2 separate regions of the Mus musculus genome follow, and region 1 is linked to region 2. Evidence: chromatin loops called from intact Hi-C (ENCODE). Cell type or tissue: left cerebral cortex. All regions are shown on one strand. Links, peaks and the distances in the headings refer to the core of each region. The heading gives the core; the rest is flanking DNA.

What was found. Peaks named below come from ENCODE experiments on the same cell type or tissue, not always from the same donor. Only the 100,000 strongest peaks of a DNase experiment are listed, where the experiment ranks them.
Region 1: it touches region 2 in a loop (4-fold over the local background); 1 of 42 quality-filtered maps calls a loop at or near these places.

The regions. Positions count from the first base shown.
Region 1 is chr6:47,918,091-47,923,700 of GRCm38, forward strand. It overlaps Zfp212 (Zinc finger protein 212), which reads left to right and starts at 2,478. Exons shown (of 5, transcript NM_145576.2): 1 at 2,478-2,659. The coding sequence starts at 2,636. It overlaps Gm52899 (a long non-coding RNA gene), which reads right to left. Exons shown (of 3, transcript XR_003956427.1): 3 at 4,352-5,038. In left cerebral cortex, for the core only: a CTCF peak has its summit at 2,436; a DNase peak (open chromatin) is centred at 2,465; H3K4me3 peaks cover 1,815 bases; H3K27ac peaks cover 1,515 bases.
Region 2 is chr6:48,013,691-48,019,300 of GRCm38, forward strand. It overlaps a transcript of Zfp777 not described here. Among named protein-coding and RNA genes, the nearest start is that of Zfp777, 32 kb to the right of the region's middle. In left cerebral cortex, for the core only: a CTCF peak has its summit at 2,723 (motif pointing right); a DNase peak (open chromatin) is centred at 2,665; H3K4me3 peaks cover 576 bases.

The DNA.
Region 1 (5,610 bases), core at 1,265-3,764, 96 kb before region 2:
GCTGATCTGATGTAACTCACAGCAAGGTCTTTATTTGCGCTAGCTTCCCCCCCCCCTCCGTCAGCACACTGCCTTCACGAATATCTATCAAGGCAAGGCTTTATAGTAAGCAACAAGCAGGGGGTAAGTGTGCAAGTATCTAGTTGGAAAGCTGCTGTAGCCTTTAACATAATTGGCTGGTGCTGGGAGTCATATCATAAGCTTAATTTCTGCCCCCCTCTGCACTGGTCATTGTTAGGCAGGGGGTGTAACCTGGGGGTGCAGGTTTGTTGGGGGAATAACTTGGAGATGCTGGTCTTGTTGGGGATTAGCCTAGAGACAGGAGCTGGGCTCCGGTTTTGTTGGAGGGGCAACTTGGAAACTAATGCTAGAGAAGAGCCTGTTAGTTTACCTGAACTTAAACTTAGATCAGGTTCTCTAAAATGAGGTCTAAACTTAAAAGATTTGGCCTATTAGTAGGGATGGAAGTTTCAAGGCAGAGTTCTGGGTCCCACCCAGATATCTTATTGTCTGTGCTTGTGCTTGCTCTCTCTTTCTAGAAGAATTGAGGGGCTGGGGTCATTGGATGCCGATTCATGGGATAATAAAAAGGGAGCGACTGAATTGATAGGTAAATAAAAAACTGGGTTTTTGATCTGCAAGTGATGAGCTATCCAGAGAGTTTTTAGACTAGCAAGAAAAAGCTGTCTCAAGCAGAGAAGAACACAGGGAGTGTTCTGAAAAGCTGTCTTGAACACATAGAGAGGTCTGGAAAGCCATCCACAGCAGAACATAGGCCGTCAGCTTGGACCCACAATTTGACTTTGAGTCATTTGTTTCACTGTTCCCAGACACTCCTCCACTCAGAACACCTCTCCAAGCTGAGGCTAGTCCTTGTCACGTAATTAAGCTGTCTTGGTCAATAAATGGTCTAGATGATCGCTGTCCCAGTTCTGATTCTGTGAAGTGATTAGAAGTCCTTCTTGCTGCCATTGAATTGCTTAAGAGGATCCATCTGGTTCTTACAAGATGAGGTCTGCTCCAGGGTACAGCTTCACACACAAGGATAATTGCCCTTATCTGAGACATGATCTATCCTTTACACTCTGCTCTTCCAGGGATTCAAGGTGACTGCTGGTTCAGGACAATGACTTACCTCTGCCTTCAGCTTGAAAGGGGATGAGATGGGACAAGTAGACACACTCAACTGATTGACACGGTTATGGAGTCAAGCAGGAATTTGATCCAAACAAAGGCAACAAACAAAGATAAAATGAAGGCACAGACACACCCAGACTGCTGTGGGGGGCTTAAATGAGTCAGCGCTTTTAAAAAAATTATTATTATTTTAATATAAATGTAGGTTTTTAAGTGCCTGTTAAAACAGATGCTGAGAATTTTTTTTTTCAGCAGGCCATCGGCTTGGGTTCTAGAGAAAGTTGTTAGTTGTAGTCAGTGTAGACAGGGATCATTTGCAGAAAAATGAAGAAGGGACCAGTCTAGTGAGAGTACTTGAATTCTTAGAGGAAGCTATTCACACTTAGTGGAAACTCATGTCATTCTCACTCAGCATGTCCAGGACAATGTAATGGAAATGAGGCATTTGAGTACTGCAAGTACTGGGTTTGGGGGTGTTGTTTGGATCAATGTCTCTTTAGATATTTCTGGCTAGTCAAAAACTCACTATATAGCTGAGGCTGGCCTCAAACACCTGAGCGCTGGGGTGGTAATGATGTGGCCAGATGTTTCCAAGCCAGAATGCAGAACACATTGCCTCTAATACCCTGGCACCCTGGCATGAGGACTAGGTTATTTATTTAGTTTTTTTGAGACAGGGTTTCTAGCCCTGGCACTCACTCTGTAGACCAGGCTGGCCTCGAACTCAGAAACCCATCCACCTCTGCCTCGCAAGTGCTGGGATTAAAGGCATGAGCCATCACTGCCCGGTGAGGACTAGGTTAATTATTTGTGATTAAGGCTATCTTGAATTCTGCAATGCAAGTGATTACCATAATTAACACTCTATAATGGATTGACCAGAAAAAGCCAAGTCATAGGTGAGCATGGAAGAAAATCACTTGCCTATGAGAATTCACCTTTTCTTTAGCTTCAGCTGTGTTCTTCCCTCACAGAAAAGGGTGTACACATTTGTACACATTTTTTAAAAATTATTTTTATTTTTGACAATTGCATGCAAGTCCAGAACGTATGGTGTTCACATCCACCCCCATTAGCCTCCTTTTCTACTAGTCCCCACGCTCTCCTCCCTACGCCTTTCTCTCTCTCTCTCTCCTTCCCGCGCCTTTTTAAACTTGCACATATTTGAATCTCTTAAAGCATTTCGCGGAGTGCAGGACTCAAATTCAGAAAATGCTCTTGATTTTGAGAATCCTTACGCTTACACCCCACACTCAATGACTGAATTTCCAGGCTGCTGTTCCCCTTCCAGGAGCACAGTGGCGCAACAGAAATACCGCGCGGTAGGAGGAGCCGCTGCCGCTCTTCTTGGGGGTGGGGAGCGCTCCCAGAATGCACCTTGTATCAACACGGCGGCGGCGGCGGCGGCGGCGGCTTCCAGGAGGGTGAGGACGTCTGGCGGAGCGGCGTACAGTTCGAGCAGTATCCCGCCAGTCGGTGTTGTGGGGCGACTGCGACCATGGCGGAGTCGACGCCTACTCGGGTAAGGTGCTCCGGCCGGCTCGGGAGGGCCTTGGGGGAGACAGCGCCCTGCCCGGGGCGGGGCTTGAGGCGCTCGGTCGCAGGCTTGGTTTCCTCCGCGGCCGTTGGCGCCGGCGGATGCTGACTTCCCTCCCGGTACCCTCGCCCTCCGCCCGCCCGCCCGCTCGCTTGCTCCCTGGGTCCTTCTGCGTCAGGCTCAGAGCCCGGATGCTCTGCGTCTTTCCGCAGAAACTTCTGCGAGGCTTTTTGAATTGTTTGTGACTGCGCCCACATATTTTCCTGCTTCGTGCCAACTAGGGACTCGTTTTCTGAGTTGGAGTGAAGGCGCGGGATAAAACCCTGGGTTTGGGTTGTTGCCTTTGAGCTCAGCTACGGAAGACCCCAGGACTTAGGGCTTCTCTCCGACCAGTGGGGCTCTGCTCCGGTTGCCATGTTCTGCCATAGCTATCTGTACTGAGTTTGCAGCCACAGGTTGAAGCCTTCTCTCCTTGGGGACTGGTGTATTTGCTGTTTTTGTTTGTTTGCTTGCTTGTTTTTTGTTTTGTTTTGTTTTTACAAAACTGTGGGTGCGCATTGTTATCCGCTTACCGCCTCTTCCAGCTGTCTCTCTTTTCAGAGAATGTGAAGACACTGAAAATTGGTTTGAGGAATATCTTCCGTAACTCAGCGTTCATCTATCTATATATTCAGTGCATGGTCTTCGGAAGGCAGTCTATGCTCACTTCTCTAGGCCTTTGTCTCCTTAACTTGAATTGAGAATGTTGAGTTCCTTGTAAGCATTTTTACGTTTTTTTTTTTCTGGCTCCAGTCTCCTCATACTGTGTCACAGTAGAGGTTAACATAGGAAAATAGGATAGATGGACCTGAACTGGCTTTTCACTGTTGAGACAGAGCCTCACAGGCTGTCCTTAAGCTGATGACAATCTTCCCGACTCAGCCTCCCCAGTGCTAAGTTTACAGGTGTAAGTCATTCTGCTGGGGTTTGTTTGGTAGTGGTTGTGCTTTGAGGCAAACTCTCATGTGCCCCAGCCTAGCCTATCTGAGAATGACTGTAAACTCCTACCTCTGACTCCCAACTTGCAGATATTACAGGCATAAGTATTTTTCTTGTCTTTTTGTTTTGTTTAGTTTTTGTTTTTTAATCTTTCAAAATAAGGTCTTACTTTGTGCCCTGGCTGCCTGGAACCAGTTAGGTAGACCAGGCTGGCTCTGAACTTGGAGCAATCCTACTTGTGCATCCAGGTGTAAATAAGAGACCAGGAGTTAAACAGACCCCCTGCAGGGTAAGCAGATAGGGAGAGAGGCCTTGGCTAGGCAGACAGATTTCCAAGATGGACATTATCTTCCTGATGCTCCTGACTTGAGGCAAGACTGGCAGCTTAAAGCAAAGGCTTTTTAGTCTTTTGTCTCCCACCAGCAGGTCCCCTGCTGATGGACTAGCTCTACAAGTTCATGGCCTATTGCACAACAACTATGAGCAATCAGCCATCTTCACCTGAACAGCTCTAAATTAGAGGATGAAGCTCCAGCCTCCCAGATCTGGTAGCTTCCTGAGTTCCCCCTCCCCTGCTTTGCAGAATATCTTTTTCTCTGTCTGCTGCATATGTGTTTCCTCACTCCCAGGAAACACTTTTCTTCAACTGTGGATTCTGTCAGTAGTGTTTGAGATTTTTTTTTTTTTTTTTTTGATGGTACCTGGGGGGCTTGAGTTTTTCCCGCCTTTTAATTCTTTAACTGGCAGAGAAAACAAACACTGTCCAGACCCCTAGAAGTGTCTCATTTCCAGACTCCTGGACAGTACCAGTGGGCGGCCTATCGTTGTGCATCTTGGCTTTTTGGGTCCAGAAATACTTTGGGAATCCTGAGATCTTTTCGTGAAAAAGAGATGCAGTAAAATTTGTGTTGAGAGTTTTGCCTTGATTGAAATTCACTATGCTTATTCTAGGAAGTGGGTAAGAACTAATTAGAATGGATGGACTGGAGGATTTTCTGTGTTTCTTCTCAAGGAGTTACCACTTCACAGAAAACATGACTCTGGTGCTTATGGTGTTTCTGCACCTGGCTCCCTTGAGACCCAGATGCAGCCTGTAAAATAAGTGTTTTCTCTAGGTAGGTTCCTATTAGCACTAAAGTGAAGTGAGAAAGCCAACCCACTCCTTTCCTGGCCGTGCCCAGCCTAGTGATCACCAACAGAGCTCACTGAGAGGAAGCAGGAAAGGTCCACCAAGATCTCAGACTACACTTGAACTTAATCGTCCTGACATTGTAGAATTTATTTCAACTGTTTTTGAACATATTTTGAAAATATTTGTATTCTCACACATCTCTTCTGTTGAAGATTCTGTTTTGCTTGGCCACATACATGTCCTGGTAATAACAACTAAAAATAAAAAAATAAAAAATACTGAGAAAAGCTGTGTAAATAATATTTGAAATTTATAGTAAATCATAAACCCATCATTTTATGCAACAGTTCAAAAGTAGTATAAACAATACTTAAAAACCCAAAAAACAGAAAGTGGGAACTCTTAAAATATGAACAGAGGCTGGGCGGTGGTGGCACACGCCTTTAATCCCAGCACTTGGGAGGGGCAGAGGCAGGCAGATTTCTGAGTTCGAGGCCAGCCTGGTCTACAGCGTGAGTTCCAGGATAGCTAGGGCTATACAGAGAAACCCTGTCTCGAAGAAGAAAAAAATAAGTCCTTTGAAAGATTTCATAAACATCAAATGTGATTGTTAAACAAATGTTCTCAAAGTTGGCTTCACAACTCTCTTCATTTCTTGGGTTCCTTTTGGTTTTGGTTTTTTGAGACAGGGTTTCTCTTATAGAGAAACTGTAAGAATGAGTCAGGGCTTCACTACATAACTCTGGCTGTCCAGGAATTCAATATGTAGACCAGGCTGGCCTTGAACTCACAGAGATCTTCCTGGCTCTGCCTCCCAAGTGCTAGG
Region 2 (5,610 bases), core at 1,737-4,236:
ATTTACATTAAACACTGTTCTTCAAGAACTCTGATTTTAGTTCACCCTGACTTGTCCTGAGATGATTTCTTCCTTCCTTCCTTCCTTCCTTCCTTCCTTCCTTCCTTCCTTCCTTCCTTCCTTCCTTCCTTCCTTTCTTTCTTCCTTCCTTCCTTTCTCTCTCTTTCTCTCTCTCTCTCTCTCTCTCTCTCTCTCTCTCTCTCTCTCTCTCCCCCTTCCTTCCTTCCTTTCTTTTTCTGAGATTCTTTTGTTTTGAGACAGGGTTTCATGAAACACAAGCTTGCCTTCATCTAACCATGTAGATGAGGATGACTGAATCCCTGATTCTGGTGCCTCTATCTCCCAAGGGCTTAGATAACTGGAGCTCACCTCTGGGACCAGCTCTGACATAGGTCAATGATCTCAGCTCTATCTTACTCTTCAGGATCCTACAGGTGGTGCAGAGGGCAGAGAGTGCTGGTCCACACAGACAAGCACAGAAGAAGCCGGGAAAGTTAAGCTACCAGCCACCTTCATAGGAAAGAGATGTTTAACCTGTCTTCCTCCTGGAATGCTGAGAATCAATACAGTTTACAGCCTGTTGATCCTTTGCTGTCTGATGAGCTGGGCTCTATGTGTGCGTATCTATCAGAATTTATGTTTTACTTATCCCAGACCCCTTTTCCCTAAAACCTTGAACATTATTTCTAGGCCATAAAACTCACCCTTATGAGAGATGTTATTTGTACTTTAAAGTGACTTCTATGCTCTCTTAGGGCCAAATCCTGACTCCCACAGGGGCTGTGTTTATCTCAGCCATTTTCCCTAGAGAATTCTCCCTAGACCCTTATCTTGGGTATTGCTTCTAAGGCAACCAAAACCCATCTTAAGCATGAAGCCACAGGTACTTTGTAGAGAGGGTCCATGAAAACACGTCTTAAGCATTGTTGTACTCTCTGGGCTGAGTTTATATCTGAAAACTTTTCCCAAAATTGTGCTATGCTTAGATATGGCAACATTAAGTGAGCGGATATCGGACTCTGAGAAGTCCTGGCCCAGCACAGGTTACCTAAGTCAGGTAAACCGAGCTTGATTTTCCCTCACGGGGAAAATTTTCCATGTAAAGCCTGTAGGGGCCTCCCGTGGAAACCAAAGAGTCTGCTGCTGAAGCTGGTGGGTCTACAGCCAAGCACTGCTGAGCCATCATCAGAAGCATAAGAGGCAGGCAGAGAGCAGATTCATTACCAAGGCTGCAGGTTTCTGTACCTAAACTGGGTCCTTTTTCCCTCTAGGAATTGTGGAACCAATATGAAGCCTGAGTAGTGAGTCCTTTATTATTATCCAAGAATAGGAGATGTGGGAGATAAACCCCATAATAAATTCTTGGTGTCTAGGAAGCTAGAGAGTAAAGGAAATGGGGGCAGGTGGGCTCAAAGGAGAATGGTAGTGTGCTTTTTGAGAATGGGAGATTTGCCGGGAATTTTGACGACTCTTTCTCTTTCCTACCTCATCCCTATTAGTGGTTCTTTGCAAATATAGCTATGGAAATTGTTGTTATGGCAAAGGATGGTGTGTTCTTTAGCATGCAAACAGGATTTATGATGAACTCACAGGGTGACTAGTGGTCATTCCGTCAACCATCTTTTAAATAGTAGTTCCTGATGGCTCACCTAAGGAAAGACTTCTGGCCTACAGGCACCCTGTCTTCAAAGATAAGAATGGGGCAAAGTGGAAGCTCAGTTGGGCACAGAGGCAGCACTCAGACTAACACATCCAGAAAGGACCTATCTGTCCCACATTGAACTTAGACTTTCTCCAAAATTGTGAGAGAACCGGTGGGTGTGGTGATGCAGCAGTTGGAAGACTGAGGCAGGAGGATGATGAAAATGTGAGGTCACCAGCCAGGTCCATATAGTAAGACCTTCCTCTCAAAAGACAGTCTGGAGGATGGCTGACCCATTAAGAAGACCTGGGTTCAGTTCCCAGTTCCCACACAGTGTCTCTCTCATAAGGTGTATCCATACCTCCAGTTCCAAGGGACCCAACATCTTGTTCTGACCGTTGTGGTACACATGTAAACATGCAGGCAACACACTCGTACACATAAAATAAATGTTAAAAACAAACAAAAACCACGAGAGCTTGCTGCTCCTGCAGAGAACTGAAGCTCAGTTTACAACAGGGGATTGGGTGCCTCTGGCCTTGGGAGCTGCACTCATGTGCACACACATGCTCAAAGGCACATACACATTTTTTTTTAAACATAAACCTTAAAGGACCGTGAACTTCTTCATTCCTTTCTCCTCGCTTTTGGCTTTCTTCTCTGCAACTGGTTTGAGCACTCGGTTGGGAGTAAGTCTCGGTATCTATTATCACCTGCAAATTCCTGAGGCCTCGCCTTGGTGTATGCACAATTGTGTTTGCTTGGGGATTTGGAGAAAGAACCCGCAGCACAAACCCCAGGGAACAAGGCCGTGCTGCCCCGAGGGTGCAGAGAAAAAAAAAAAAAGTTGGCGTTGAGGCATCGCTGCAGTGGGAAGGGCAGGCTGCTGGCGAGGAGGTTGGGGCTGGCCTTTCTGGGGCCAGCCACCCCTGGGCGTGGCGCGGGGACTGGGCGCGCGGAAACCGCCTGCGCCACCACCACCACCGAGAGCCCCCCCCCCCCCTCACATTCCTAGAGCGGCCACCAACAGCCAGGTGGGCGCCGGCCTCCGAGGCCCTCTCGGTGCTGGCCGCCAGGGGGCAGCACAACGGCCAGCACAGCCCGACGTGGTGGGGGCCTGCAGGAGCTTAGGTAGTGTGCCAGGCCTATGGAGGCCAGGGAGAAGATGCTGGGAGGAAGGACATTTGGAATTTACACCATTAAAATTGGTTTAAAGGTATAAACAATGATCTATTTACATTTATTGAAAATATAAATATAGAACCCAAAAAATACTGTTCGGGGATTAGAAAATAGGATGGCTTTTTGGAGCCTTGGCTCGTTGTCTCACTGCCACACACGTGTTTGGGATTTGAGAGGTTTCTTTAAAAGTCCTTGGGGCAGAAGAGATGGGCCATTCTGGGGGTTCTCTGGGCGTCTGAAGGGCTTGCCCCCTCTGGAAGGGGTTAGATGATGGGGTAGGGAGATCTTTCCCAAGGTCAGAGCTTCTAATCGTGCCAGAGAGAGTGGCCAGACAGCTAAGCCAGGCATCTGAAACCAGAGTCCCAAAGCCTGGCTTATTCCGGATTCCAGCAGTTTATGCTCAGTTCGAAAGGTGGAGTGGGGTCCTTGGTACCGGGAGGCACACCACACCATCTTCCTTAGGTCTCGCTTTCAGCCTGCCTGTCTTTGGATTCCTCATGAGACCTCTACGTACCTTTCTCTCACATAGCAGGCACCCATTTGGAGGGTTTGGCAGGGGCCTGGAGACGCTACCGAGTACGTGGGCTAAATATGAGAGGCATTACTGGAGTGAATGCATACTAAAAGATAGTATCGTTTAAAAGTTTTAGATTTTTTGTTTGTTTATTGAGGCAGACTTTTGCTATAGCCCTGGCTGGCCTCTGTAGAGCACATGCTGGCCTCAGCCTCCTGAACACTGACATTGCTGTGCCCCCACACAGGGCACTGGTTTGGGATTGTCTATAATTAAGAAAGTATTTCTGATTGGGAAGGTGGTGTTGCATGGTGGTCTTGAGAGCTTGGGAGGAAGAGGCAGGGTTCTGTAAGTTTGAAGCTAGCCTAGTCTTCTTCATAGCAAGTTCCAGACCAGTCAGGGCTACCTAGTTCCATCCTGTTTAAAAAAACCAAAAATCTGTTCCCACGAGGCCAAGTTTTTATCATTGTTGACATGTAACATATTTATCCATGAGATTGATAAGCCTGGGTGTCAGACTCCAGAGCAAGTACAAAGTAAGTAAAAGCTGTCCCCATCTGTAGGGAAATCAAACGCATGATGGCCACTAAGTGCTACCCCTAGGAGGTACCTGTAATCCCAGGGCAGTATAGCCTCTCCAGGATGCTTACAAGGTATGAGGCAAGGTCCCCGATTCTTCCCTGGAAAAGGCAGTGGGAGCATGTGCTGAAATTATAATGGATCCTTTAAGGACATCTGTGCTGTCATTTCCAAAGCCTTCCAGGAATTCCTGGTGAGTTTTGGCTTCTGAGATTTTCCTGGTGAGTTTATGGGGACTTATCATCTTCTGATAGGAATATCTGCCAAGCATGTGAAACCTGAAAGGAAATTAAAGTTAAGAAACTTCGCTCCATCCAGGAATGAGGTAACTATGGCAAGTGTCACTGAATAAATTAGACATCCAGAGCTTGGTTTGAGACTGGGAAATGTTAAGAGTCACAGGTGCTTGGTCAGAACCTTAGATTTAAAGCAAGCTTCTCTCTTGGTAGTCCAGAAGGCCAGGCAGACAGTGGCCAGCAGGAAGGATGCGCTACTATTTAAATGGTTCCATTTAAACAAGGGACTTAGAGGCTGCAAACAAAAGTTTGGAACACTGACAAAGTGCAGAAAAACTGAGCTGCAGATTTGGCCCATCTTCATATAGTTGATAAAGCTTTGTGTCTTGAATTTGGTTGTTCCAGCCCTTGGGAGATGAGGCAGACGGTCATCCTTCCATCCACAGTGAGCTCTCCACAAACCTGCGCTCCATGAGGCCGTCTTTAAAAGGGAGAGGGGCAGCAGGCTCTTCCTAGTGACACACTTCATGTCGACATCACAGGTCTGAAAATGGCTACAAGTCCTCATGCCAGATGGTAGCTAATGCATATTTCTTCTGTCATGATTAGGAATGAAATTGATCAGCAGGAAAATAAGTTGTTTGTTCACTTAAAAGTTTCCTCAGGCCAGGCGTGGTGGTGCATGCCTTTAATCCCAGCACTTGGGAGGCAGAGGCAGGCAGATTTCTGAGTTCGAGGCCAGCCTGGTCTACAGAGTGAGTGCCAGGACAGCCAGGGCTACACAGAGAAATCCTGTCTCGAAAAACAAAAAACAAAAAGTTTCCTCAGTAAGGAAAACCTACTTGATCCTGTCACAGACACACTTGGCACACAGGAACCATCAGAGATATTGAATGGTGGCAAAATGAGAAGAACACTTTCTTAGCATAAGACTCTGGGTCTGACCCCTGTCCTTAGGATTTAGAATTTATAAACATATATGTGCAGAAAATTAGATCATGGAATCCTGTAATTTTAAATTAACCTTTCATGGAAAAATCAATGCCATAGTTCCAGAGTTATTTGTGTGTGTGTATGTACCATGGTGGAGGACAGAGGACAGCCCTTTAGAACAGGATTTTCTGTACTTCCACTATGGAATCTGGGAGTTGGAGTTTGTTTGTCAAACTTCCTACTGAGACATGCCGACTAGTTCCACCCCGTTTGCTTTTTTTTGAAATTAGTTTTGGAAGTTGTCTGGATTTAGTCAATTTTAATTCTTTGTGAGCATAGTTTTCGTAGTTGTAAATAAAGGACAGGTTGCGTGTTGGTCTTAAAGTGATTCTGACCCAGGCCTGGTGGCATCTGTAATCCTAGTTACGCTGGAGGCTGTCAGGAAGAGCATAAGTTCCAAGTTGTTCCTATTCATGTTTGGAGGGATGTAGCACTGTCCTGCAGCAGGCAGAGTGTGTGGCACT